Regions from separate parts of the Homo sapiens genome. Here regions 1 and 3 are each linked to region 2. Evidence: read pairs that join two places in POLR2A ChIA-PET (ENCODE). Cell type or tissue: OCI-LY7. All regions are shown on one strand.

The links. Peaks named below come from ENCODE experiments on the same cell type or tissue, not always from the same donor. Only the 100,000 strongest peaks of a DNase experiment are listed, where the experiment ranks them.
Region 1: POLR2A ChIA-PET joins it to region 2 with 5 read pairs; 2 of 35 experiments call an interaction of 5 or more read pairs at or near these places.
Region 3: POLR2A ChIA-PET joins it to region 2 with 5 read pairs; 3 of 35 experiments call an interaction of 5 or more read pairs at or near these places.

The regions. Positions count from the first base shown.
Region 1 is chr12:109,620,531-109,624,530 of GRCh38, reverse strand. No RefSeq gene overlaps it. Among named protein-coding and RNA genes, the nearest start is that of MVK, 49 kb to the right of the region's middle. In OCI-LY7, no CTCF peak of the experiment used is centred here; no DNase peak of the experiment used is centred here.
Region 2 is chr12:109,060,385-109,064,384 of GRCh38, reverse strand. The region is part of intron 3 of USP30 (ubiquitin specific peptidase 30); the gene reads right to left. Among named protein-coding and RNA genes, the nearest start is that of USP30-AS1, 8.4 kb to the right of the region's middle. In OCI-LY7, no CTCF peak of the experiment used is centred here; DNase peaks (open chromatin) are centred at 1,514 and 2,154; H3K4me3 peaks cover 2,139 bases; H3K27ac peaks cover 4,000 bases.
Region 3 is chr12:109,122,700-109,126,699 of GRCh38, reverse strand. All of the region lies in intron 1 of ACACB (acetyl-CoA carboxylase beta), which reads right to left. It overlaps LOC105369974 (a long non-coding RNA gene), which reads left to right. Exons shown (of 3, transcript XR_945332.3): 2 at 1-2,554. Among named protein-coding and RNA genes, the nearest start is that of ACACB, 8.1 kb to the right of the region's middle. In OCI-LY7, a CTCF peak has its summit at 2,549 (motif pointing left); a DNase peak (open chromatin) is centred at 2,499; H3K27ac peaks cover 1,453 bases.

The DNA of each region.
Region 1 (4,000 bases), 560 kb before region 2:
GTGAGACATGAAAGTCTGACATTTGCAGTGGGATTCTGGCGATGGAAGGCCCAGCCTCAGGGTGAGGCACAGCGGGTCTCTGCTTCTCCATAGCAGGCCTTGGACGGGCAGTGCCGGCGAGGTCACCATGGCATGGAAGCCCCTCAGGGACTTCAGAGGCTGGCCTTGGATAGGGAGCGGTGTGGAATGGAGGGGCCCAAGATCACCCCCTCGGCCTCCCCAACACCCCCCTGGCCATGAGCAAGGATAGCTTGGAGATGGCATCACCTTGGACCTGGACTACCTGCTTGCTACTTAGAGGACTCAGCTGAGCCCCCTCCCACAGGGGACGTGCCCACCGGGGGCCTGCCCCTCTCCTGACCGAATCCAGAAGCTGAGATCCTGGAATCCCCTTCTCCAACAGCCCTCAGCCCCCTTCTGTGGCCTGGAGGGGCCCTTCCCTAAGCCCATCCAAGGTCCATGCTCCCAGGACAAATCTGCCACCAGTAAGAGTAGGCCTCTTGGCCAAGGGGCAGCCGTTTCAGGGGGTGGGTGTGTCTGGAGCTGGGCCTGGTGGGCTGGCATCTACATATATGTAAGCAAGGTCTTTCCAGTCCTGGCTGCAGCCCATGTTGGGAAGACAGGGCTGGGTGGCCTGGGGCCAGGGCCTCCATGCATACCAACTCTAGACCCTGCAAGTGTCAGGGGTAGGTCTGGTGGGGAGCTGGGCCCCAGGACTGGACTGGGCAACCCTCATCAAGAAACCTGTTTGGGCTGGGTGCGGTGGCTCACACTTGTAATCAAAGCACTTTGGGAGGCCAAGGTAGGTGGATCACTTGAGGTCAGGAGTTTGAGACCATCCTGGCCAACATGGTGAAACCCCATCTCTACTAAATATACAAAATTAACTGGGCGTAAGTGGTGGGTACCTGTAATCCCAGCTACTCGGGAGGCTGAGGCAGAAGAATCACTTGAACCTGGGAGGCGGAGGTTGTGGTGAGCTGAGACGGTGCCACTGCACTCCAGCCTAGGCAACAGAATGAGACTTTGTCTCAGGAAAAAAAAAAAAAAAAAAAAGAAGCCTGTTTGTTGGCCAGGCATGGTGGCTCACACCTGGGAGGACTTTGGGAGGCTGATGTAAGCAGATTGTTTGAGTCCAGGAGTAGTTCCAGACCAGCCTGGGCAACATGGGGAAATCCAGTCTCTACAAAAAATATAAAAATTAGCTGGGCATGGTGGTGGGCGCCTGTAGTCCCAGCTACTCGGGAGGCTGAGGCAGGAGAATGGCTTGAACTCAGGAGGCGGAGGTTGCAGTGAGCCAAGATGGCACCACTGCACTCCAACCTGGGCAACAGAGTGAGACTTCATCTCAAAAAGAAAAAAAAAATTAGCTGGGGATGATGGTGTGCACCTGTGGTCCCAGCTACTTGGGAGGCTGAGGTGGGAGGACCACCTGAGCCTAGGAGGTTGAGGCTGCAGTGAGCCATGACTGCCTCAATGCACTCCAGCCTAGGTGATAGAGTAAGACCCTGTCAAAAAAAAAAAAAGGAAAAGAAAGAAAGAAAAAAAGAAGAAAAAAGGAAAAAGAAAAAAAAAGAAAAGAAGCCTGCTTCTCAGGAGCAAACTCCTTCACCTGACAAGAAAAATTCCAGGCCTCCCTCCTCTGTCCAGGCTTAAATGACTTCAGGCTCAAAGCACCCCAGCCCTGCCATAGGACCCCCTACCTGACCCAGGGATTCCAAACCAGAGTCTACTGGTCAACCCAAATATAGGTGCACAGGGAATATGAATCTAGAGTTCCTCTAGCAGCTGTGGGGCCATTGTTGGACAGGGCAGACAATCTAGCCCAGGCCAGGGCTCAAGCTTGTACAATCAGGACCACTAGGAATAATATGAGACTCAGAAACCCCATCAGGCCTGGGTTCAAATCCTGACTCTGCATGGCACCAGCTATGTGACCTTGGGAAAGCTATTGAGCCTCCCTGAGCCTTAACTTCCCTTCTTTTGGAAACTGGAGAGCAAATATGCCTCCTAGGATGTCGCTAGAATCAAATATAATCATGGCTTTGAATTCTCCCTGTACCTAAAGGCTATACAGAGGTCCTTAGCAAAGTGTTTGTTGAATGAATGATTTTAAAGGACAATCTGAAAAGAGGTGGGGGAGGGGGGCATCAAAGGAAGCTATAGATCTCAGCCCAACCCCCGGCTCCCAAATCCCTCCCACTATACAGCCTGGGTCTCGGTGAAGCAGCAGCTGCAGTCCCTTCCTGGGGCGGGGACCCCCTTCCTCTGCTCTGAGCCCCTCCCCGAGCTGCAGGAGGCACAGATACATGTTCGGAGGGGGCATTATCTGTGCTCAGTTGACTGTAAACGTTTAAGCGGAATTGACTGTGTACTCAGCCACTTGCAAACACAACTAATCTTCATTGGGGCGACGGGAAGTGAAATATGTTATTGTCGGTGGCAGTAAATTACCCGTGCCAGACCTGGCGTGTGAGGCATTACGGGCCATGGCCGGCGCACTCCTTCACCCGGCCGCCACCCGTCCGCAATTCATTACTGCAAACGACCCTGGTCATCTCCTTGCCAGGCCTGGGGACGTGAGGCTGGCCACCAGCCTCCCAGGGCCTGGACCCCGCCCACCTTGGGCAGCAGGTGGGGAAGAGGGCCAAGGGGCCAGAGCCTGGCACTGATGCCTGGGCAGGAGATGTGAGAAGACCTTTGCTCATCAGCTTCTAGGTCGGCGACCAGATGGGGAGACTGAGGCACAGCAGAGAAAGGGATTTGATCCAAGGCACAGCTCTGCCACTTTCTAAGCCCCAGTTTCAGCACCCATAAAATGGGAATTCATTTATTGTTTAACATTTTTGCAAATCTCTGTAATGACTGGCTTAATAGAACACAGCTGGATTCTCATATGTGCTTTTGCATTCAGCTTGTTGCAACATGTTTTGGTTTAAGTGTGGGAAGAATATCTGGCTTCACACAGATATTTGGCTCAAAAAGGAAAGAGTATTTTAATAGCCTTCTCAGATAATTATGGATATCCTTCTTGGATACTAAACCAGATCTTCACAAGTGGTAGTTTCTCAATGGTTTGTTACAATATGGTATCTGAAACCACATCAATGAGCTCTTCCTACTCTGTTAAAACCCGCTGGTCTGCTTTGCACTTTGAATGGGTCTTTTATTCATTTTGTAACATGATGCATTGGTCATTGGAAAAAATACTGGTTTACTGAATTATGCATCTCTTCTAGATGATGTCACATTTCATAATACAATATCCAAAAAAGTCACATTCACTAATATACCACCAGTCTCTGGGAAAGTATTTAAGTAGGAAGCTGTCAAACCCACGGTGGCAGACACAAGTTCTCCAAAATTCTAATTTTTGCTTGCAAGTCAAATTTTATCATTGGCAACAAATACTGTCAGTTGACAGGCAACTTTGTTCATTTTTAAGAGAATATCTGCCAATGTCCCAGTCTGAAAGGCTATAGTTTGTTGGTTGGTTGTTCTTTCAAGTACAAATGGTGTTCCATGAAGAGTGGCTAGCGCAGCTTGCAACCCAGTCACACGGTGCTTGTCTCAAGCAACGACGGAGCCAGGAGAGAGGGTTCTTGTTGTACATACTTCCCATTTTGTCACACAGAATATTTAGAAGTGGCATGTTCAAAGGTTGAGATTTTTTTAATTAATACCTTTAAATTTTCTTTTTTTCTTTTTTTTGAGACAGGGTCTTGCTCTATCGCCAGGCTGGAGTGCAGTAGCATGATCTCGGCTCACTGCAAACTCTGCCTCGCGGATTCAAGCGATTCTCCTGCCTCAGCCTCCCAGGTAGCTGGGACTACAGGCGCCCGCCATCACACCCAGCTAATTTTTGTGTTTTTAGTAGAGACAAGGTTTCACCATGTTGACCAGGCTGGTCTCGAACTCCTGACTTCAAGTGATCCTCCCACCTCAGCTTCCCAAAGTGCTGGAATTACAGGTGTGAGCCACCACGCCCAGACCCTTTAAA
Region 2 (4,000 bases):
GCTGTGGCAGGAGGATCACTTGAACCCTGGAGGCAGAGATTGCAGTGAGCTGAGATTGCATCACTGCACTCCAGTCTGGGCAACAGAACAAGACTCTGTCCCAAAGAAGAAAATAAAAGTGACCAAGGTTTGCAAATCACATCTGATAAGGGATTAATACCCAGAATATATGAACTCAGAACTTCTAAAACTCAACAACAAAAAACCAAACAATGCTGAGCGTGGTGGCTCATGCCTGTAATCCCAGCACTTTGGGGGCCTGACACAGGCAGATCACAAGGTCAAGAGATCGAGACCATCCTGGCCAACATGGTGAAACCCTGTCTCTACTAAAAATACAAAAATTAGCTGGGTGTGGTGGCATGCACCTGTAGTCCCAGCTACTCAGGAGGCTGAGGCAGGAGAATCGCTTAGAACTCAGGAGGCGGAGGTCGCAGTGAGCTGAGATGGCGCCACTGCAATCCAGCCTGGCAACAGACTGACTTCTCAAAAAAAAAAAAAAAAAAGAAACCCAATTCAAAAATGGGCAAAGGACTTGAACAGACATTTCTCCCAAAAAGATAGACAAAATGGCCAATAAGCAAATGAAAAGATGCTCAATATAACTTATCATTAGGGAAATGCAAATTAAAGCAATTACCATACCATTAGGATGGCTACTATCAATAAAAACAGAAAATAATATCTGTTGGTGAGGAGAAACTGGAACTTTTATGTATTGCTGGTGGAATTATAAAATCGTGCACCATCTGTGGAAAACAGCACAGCAGCTCCTCAAAAAATTAAACAGAATTACCATTTGATCCAGCAATTCTACTTCTGAGTGTTTACAGAAAATAACTGAAAGCAGGGAATTTGGACACTAATGTTCACAGCAACATTATTCATGATAGCCAAAGAATGAAAATAAGCCAAATGTCCACTGACTGACAGAGGGACAAACAAAATGCTGCATATACATGCAACAGAATATTATTCAGCCTAGGCCTGGCGTGGTGGCTCACGCCTGTAATCCCAGAACTTTGGGAGGCTGAGGTGGGCAGATCACTTGAAGTCAGGAGTTCAAGATTAGCCTGGCCAATGTGGTAAAACCCCGTCTCTACTAAAAATACAAAAAATTAGCCAGGTGTGGTGGTGCACGCCTGTCATCCCAGCTACTCGGAAGGCTGAGGCAGGAGAATCACTTGAATCTGGAAGGCGGAAGTGGCAGTGAGCTAAGATCGCACCACTGCGCTCCAGCCTGGGTGACAGAATGAGACTTTGTCTTAAAAAAAAAAATAGAAAGAATATTATTCAGCCTTAAAAATGAATGAAATTCTGATACATGGTATAACATGGATGAACCCTGAAGACATTAAGTGAAATAAGCCAGTTACAAAAGGGTGAATATTATATGAGTCCGCTTAATGAGGTACATCTTATAAATATGAGGAAACTCATGACTTAATGAGGTCTGAGTCAAATTCAAAGAGAGAGAAAGTAGGGCAGTGGTTACCAAGGGCTAGGGGGAGGGGAGAGTGGGAGTTACTGTTTCATGGGTACAGTTTCAGTACGGGATGATGAAGAGTTCTAGAGAGGGATGGCCGTGACTGCTGCACAACAGTGTGGCTGTACTTAATCTACTCAACTATATGCTGAAAATGGTAAATTTTATGTTATGGATATTTTGCCACAATTTAAAAAGTAGGCAAAGGATATAAACTAGCAATTCACAGAAGACAAACTATAAGACCAATACACTCAAAAAAGAAAAAAAAGGCTGGGCGCGGTGGCTCAAGCCTGTAATCCCAGCACTTTGGGAGGCCAAGGCGGGCGGATCACGAGGTCAGGAGATTGAGACCATCCTGGCTAACACGGTGAAACCCCGTCTCTACTAAAAATACAAAAATATTAGCCAGGCATGGCGCCTATAATCCCAGCTACTCGGGGGGCTGAGGCAGGAGACTAGCTTGAACCCAGGAGGTGGAGCTTGCAGTGAGCCGAGATCATGCCACCGCACTCCAGCCTGGGCGACAGAGCGAGACTCCGTCTCAAAAAAAAAAAAAAAAAAAAAAAAGTGAAGGAGGTAGAGCTACATGTACTAAAATGGACGCTTCTCTAATGTATTATATTTGGCCATGTAAATCACCAACAGAACAAAACAATATACAGGCCAGGTGTGGTGGTTCATGCCTGTAATCCCAGCACTACGGGAGGCTGAGGCGGGTGGATCACCTGAGCCCAGGAGTTCAAGACCAGCCTAGGCAACAGTGTGAAACCCCATCTCTACTAAAAATACAAAAATTAGCCAGGTGTGGCAGCACGCACCTGTAGTCCCAGCTACTTGGGAAGCTGGGGTGGGAGGATAGCTTGAGCACAGGAGGCTGAGGTGCAGTGAGCCGAGACTGCACCACTGCACTTCAGCTTGGGTGAGACCCTGTCTCCAAAAAACAAAACAAAAACAAAACAGAAAACAAAAAAACCTACAATATATAATTTCTATGGATGCATAGAAATGTATTCAAATGCACAGAAAAGGGTCTGGAAGGATTCACCTATAGCTTCCTTTTGGGAAAGGTGGAGGGGAGCAGGGTTGAGTATTGATAAAGGGGACTTTGGCCTTCTCTGTAATGCTTTAATCTTTTACAAAGAGAACTGATTCATGCATTACTTGTATAATTAAAAAATTATTTATAGGCCAGGCATGGTGGCTCATGTCCGCAATCCCAGCACTCTGGGAGGCCAAGGCAGGCAGATTGCTTGAGCTTAGGAGTTCGAGACCAGCCTGGGCAACAAGTCAAAACCCTGTCTCTACTCAAAATACAAAAAATTAGCCAGGCCTGGTGGCATGTGCCTGTAGTCCCAGCTACCTGGGAAATGGAAATGGAGGATTGTTTTGGGCCTGGGAGGCAGATGCTGCAGTGAGCTGAGGTTGTGCCACTGCACTCCAGCCTGGGCGACAGACAGAAGAACCCTGTCTAAAAAAAAAAAAAAATTTTTTTTTTTTTTTTTAAACCAAAGTTAGAGACATTGGAAAGCAGAAGCAGAGAAATGAGCAGACATCCTGGGACAGCAGCCCAAGGATGGCTCTGGCTCCCAGCACTGGGTCCCATGTGAAGGATAAGGGCAGTGCTGAGGTCAGGGTTAGGATAACTCATGTGGACATTTCAGCTTTCACAAAATCTTTGGAGTGGTGTTTTTAACCCATTTCCCATTTGCCCCAAGAATACTCCTGTCTTTAATCCTAATGTAACATCATATACATTTCTGTTACATTAGGATTAGAGACAAGTTCTATTTAGAAATAACTCCCATGAACATGGCTGGGTGCAGTGGCTCACCTCTGTAATCCCAGCACTTTGGGAGACCAAGATGGGAGGATCACTTGAGGTCAGGAATTTGAGACCAGCCTGGTCAACATAGCAAGACCCCATCTCTATTTTTTTAAAAAAATTAAAAAGGCCAAGCATGGTAGCTCACGCCTGTAATCCCAACACTTTGGGAGGCCAAGGCAGGTGCACCACTTGAGGTCAGGAGTTCGAGAGCAGCCTGGTGAAACCCTGTCTCTACTAAAAATACAAAAACTAGCCAGGCGTGGTGGGGCATGCCTGTAATCCCAGCTACTCGGGAGGCTGAGGCAGGAGAATTGCTTGAACCTGGGAGGCAGAGGTTGCAGTGAGCCGAGATCCCGCCACTGCATTCCAGCCTGAGTGACAAGACGAGACTCATCTCAAAAAAAAAGGAAAGAACTCCAAGAACAGTTTTTCTATTTTCGCATTTAAAATCAGTCAGATTTGCTTCGGCCTCAAAGAGCATGTTTACGTAAAATTAGATGAACGCTGGCAGCGAGTTGCACATTTTTTTTTTCTAAACCAGGAATGGGCTAAAAAAACAGGATAGTAAAAGAAATTATTCCCAAGTCACCTCTTCCACAGAAAAGTACACTTGCTTCATAAAGATTTCTGTGTCAAGCAGAGCTCACATGGGAAAATACCTCAGTGAAGCACGATTTAGCTGAATG
Region 3 (4,000 bases), 62 kb before region 2:
TTTTTTTGTGTGTGTAGAGACAAGGTCTCTCTCTGTCACCCAGGCTGGAGTCCAGTGGCACAATTGTAACTGACAGCAGCCTCGAACTCCTGGGATCAAGCAATCCTCCTGTTTTAGCCTCCCAAATAGCTGGGACTACAGGTGCACACCACGACATCTAGCTAATCTTTTTTATATTTTGTAGAGATAGGGTCTTTCTGTGTTGCCCAGGCTGGTCTTGAACTCCTGTCCTCAAGCAATCTTCCCACCTCTTCCTCCCAAAGTTCTGGGATTACAGGCATAAGCCACCATGCCTGGTTCAGATCAAATTCTTGATGTGGTGAATCTGCCATCCCAAGCAAAACTGGCCTGAATGGTTCCAGATCGGCCCCTGCCTTGAAGGAAGGTAAGAGGAGCCGTTTTTCCACCTCCAATGGAAAACATGTTCCGCAGTCTAAAGGCCTATCAGTCTGATCTGTCTGGCTAGCCTCTCACTTGAATTATCCCTGCAGAAATTGCTGAAGTCCACTGTTCAGCTCTCCTAAGTTCTGGTCCTTGCCATCTTCACAGGTGGAATCCTATCCTTCTTCGCTTCTCCCCCTGCTGTGCTGTGAATTTGCCTTCTTCAGCCATTCACTCATTCATCAGCAGGTATTTCCTGAGCACCTGCCAGGTGTGGTACACGCTGCTGGAGACATGGAGCAAACAGGCAGGAATGGCCCAGCCCTGCCCTCGTGGGTTTATGATCTCACTGGGAAGCAAATAAAATCACAAACCTGAGGGCACAACCAGGAGAATCGCCATGAACTCGTGATGGATCAGGTTTTGCACCAAAATGTAAGTCATTTTTGAGTGTGAAACCAAGAACCCTCTGGGCGACACAGTGCATTGGTTAGAGCACGAGATCTGGATTCAGGTTCTATTTCTGCTGTTCATTTCCTGTGTGACCTTGAACAAGTTTCCTCACCTCTCTGAGCTTGGGTTTTCTCATGTATACAATGATAAGGAAGTCTTCCTCATACAGTTTTGGAGTTTAAGTAAACTAATACAGATCAAGTCATTGATGAAAGAGTGTGCTACCATTTATGGTGCTCTCCATCATGTACCAAGCATTGCGCTAAGTGATTTACCTAAGATCAAGTTCAAGCCACTGTTATATCTCACTTGGGCCACTGCGAAAGTCTCTTGACCTGTCTCTCTGGCCTGGTCTTGTCCCTCCAGTTCATCATGCACAGAGAAGCCAAGGCGATCTTGTAAAAATTCCACAGACATCGTTAGTGTCCAGATTATAATGTCTCTAAGAACATTTCCCACTGAAAGGAACCAGGACTCCTTGGAGAAATGTCTGATTCTAGGGCTGGGGCAGAAATGTACATGATGAGCTGAGATATCTTCTTGCCTGAAAACAAGGACCCTCCAGGGGCATGGGCTACCAAAGAGAGGCTGCAAACGGATGATGACTGCAGTGGATTGAAACACATCAAAATATCTTTAAAAACCATAAGGTCGTAACACCCCTCAAAACAAAAACAACTCGTTGATACTTTTCATGGCTGCTAGGGCTACTCATTACTCTGAAAATAGACTTAGCCCCGCCCACACACAAAAAAAGGACATAATCAACCATGTACTCTGCCTTTCAGGGACTGTATTTCAGGGTAAGCAAATGCTTGAGGAAAGTCGTGTGGTAGAGAACAATGAGAGTTGGGCCGGGCACAGTGGCTCATGCCTGTAATGCCAGCTCTTTGGAAGGCCAAGGCGGGAGTATCGTTTGAGCTCAGGTTTGAGACCAGCCTGGGCAATGTAGTGAAACCTCATCTCTATCAAAAATACATAAAATTAGCCAGGCATGGTGGCGAGCGCCTGTGGTCCCAGCTACTCAAGAGGCTGAGGCAGGAGGATCGCTTGAACCTGACAAGTTGAGGTTGCAGTGAGCCAAGATTGTGCCACTGCACTCTAGCCTGGATGACAGAGAGAGACCCTGTCTCAAAACAAACAAACAAAACCAGAAACAACAACAACAACAACAAAAAACAACAAGAGCTAATAAGCACAGAAAGATTGACGGAAGTAGAAAATCACTATAGTAACGAAACAATAATCTGGGCTTTGCTCATCAGCAGGCAGTAAAGTCATTCGGCAAGAGGGTGATAGGGAACTTTACGACGGAGGTCAGACTGATACCCTAAACTCACTAATGAACAAAAATCACTAAAAGTGGGGTAACTGAACTTTATGTTCTTGACGTGATGCAAGAGAAAACAGAAAAACACCTTCAAAGTATTCCTGCTAAGGATCTGCACCTGAATTGATTCAAGCCTCTTGACCTAGTACTTATTTATAGGTATAGAAGAACATGTTAGATGACACTTGGAAGATGCAATCAGCCAAATCCAGAATATGGAAAATTCTACGGGACAAATGACCCAGTTTCAATAAGTAACTGGCATTTAATAAAGGGAGTTGCTGATTATTACAGATGAGGAGACTTAAGAGAAACCCTGTGGGTCCTGATTTGAATAAAACCATTCAAAGACATCTTTGAGCCACCTGGAGGACAGTCAGCATGAACTAGGTACTAGATTAAGGAATTATCATTCATTCTGTTAGATAGATATAATTATGGCAATGGTTTAAAAAAAAAACTTGTGTCTTTTAGAAATGTGTGCTAAAGTATTACGGGCAAAACAGTGTGACATCTAGCTGTGAGAATTGCTTGAAAATAGTCTGGGGGCCAGATGCAGTGGCTCACATCTATAATCCCAGCACTTTGGGAGGCCAAGGCAGGAGGATCGCTTGAGCCCAGGAGTTCAAGACCAGCCCGAGCAACATGGCAAACTCTGTTACCTAAAAAATAAAAATTAAAAAAAAAAAATTAGCCAGGCGTGGTGGTGTGTCCCTGTAGTCCCAGCTACTCTGGAGGCTGAGATGGGAGCCCAGGGTAGTAGAGGCTGCAAGTGAGCCGAGATTGTGCCACTGCACTCCAGCCTGGGCGACAGAGTGAGACCCTGTCTCTTTTCTTTTTTTTGAGACAGGGTCTCACTCTGTCACCCAGGCTGGAGTGTAGTGGCACAATCTTGGCTCAATGCAACCTCTGCCTCCCAGGTTCAAAAGATTCTCCTGCCTCAGCCTCCTGAGTAGTTGGGATTACAGGTGCATGCCACCAGGCCTGGCTAATTTTTGTATTTTTTGTAGAGATGGGCGTTTTTCCATGTTGGCCAGGCTGGTCTTAAACTCCTGGCCTCAAGTGATCTGCCCGCCTCGGCCTCCCAAAGTGCTGGAATTACAGATGTGAGCCACCACGCTCGGCCTAAGACCCTGTCTCTTAAAACAAACAAATAAACAAACAAACAAAAAAAACTCTGGAGCTCTAATTAATGACATGCATGTTGAAGTATTCAAGGATAAAGACACTGATATCTGCAATTTACAGGTGACAAATACAGAAAAATGGTAATGGCAGAATCTAATCAGGGGTATATGGGCACCCACTGTAAAATTCTTTCAACTTGTATGTTTAAAAATTTTTTTTTTTTTTTTGAGATGGAGTCTCGCTCTGTCGCCCAGGCTGGAGTGCAGTGGTGCGATCTCGGCTCACTGCAAGCTCCGCCTCCTGGGTTCATGCCATTCTCCTGCCTCAACCTCCTGAGTAGCTGGGACTACAGGCACCTGCCACCACGCCCGGCTAATTTTTTGTATTTTTAGTAGAGACGGGGTTTCACCATGTTAGCCAGGATGGTCTCGATCTCCTGACCTCGTGATCCGCCCACTTTGGCCCCCAAAGTGCTGGGATTACAGGCATGAGCCACTGCACCCAGCTTAAATTTTTTTATAATAAAATGTTGGGGGAATAATATAGGGAAAATGGGTATAGGAAGATGAAACTAGAAGGGCAGAAAGGCAATGGTTATTGAAGCTGGCTGATGAATGCATTGGGGGACCACTGTGCTATTTACTCTGCTTCTGAAGGTGTTAAAAAAAAACAGGTCAACTTTTTTTCCTATACCAAAAAGTTAAAAAG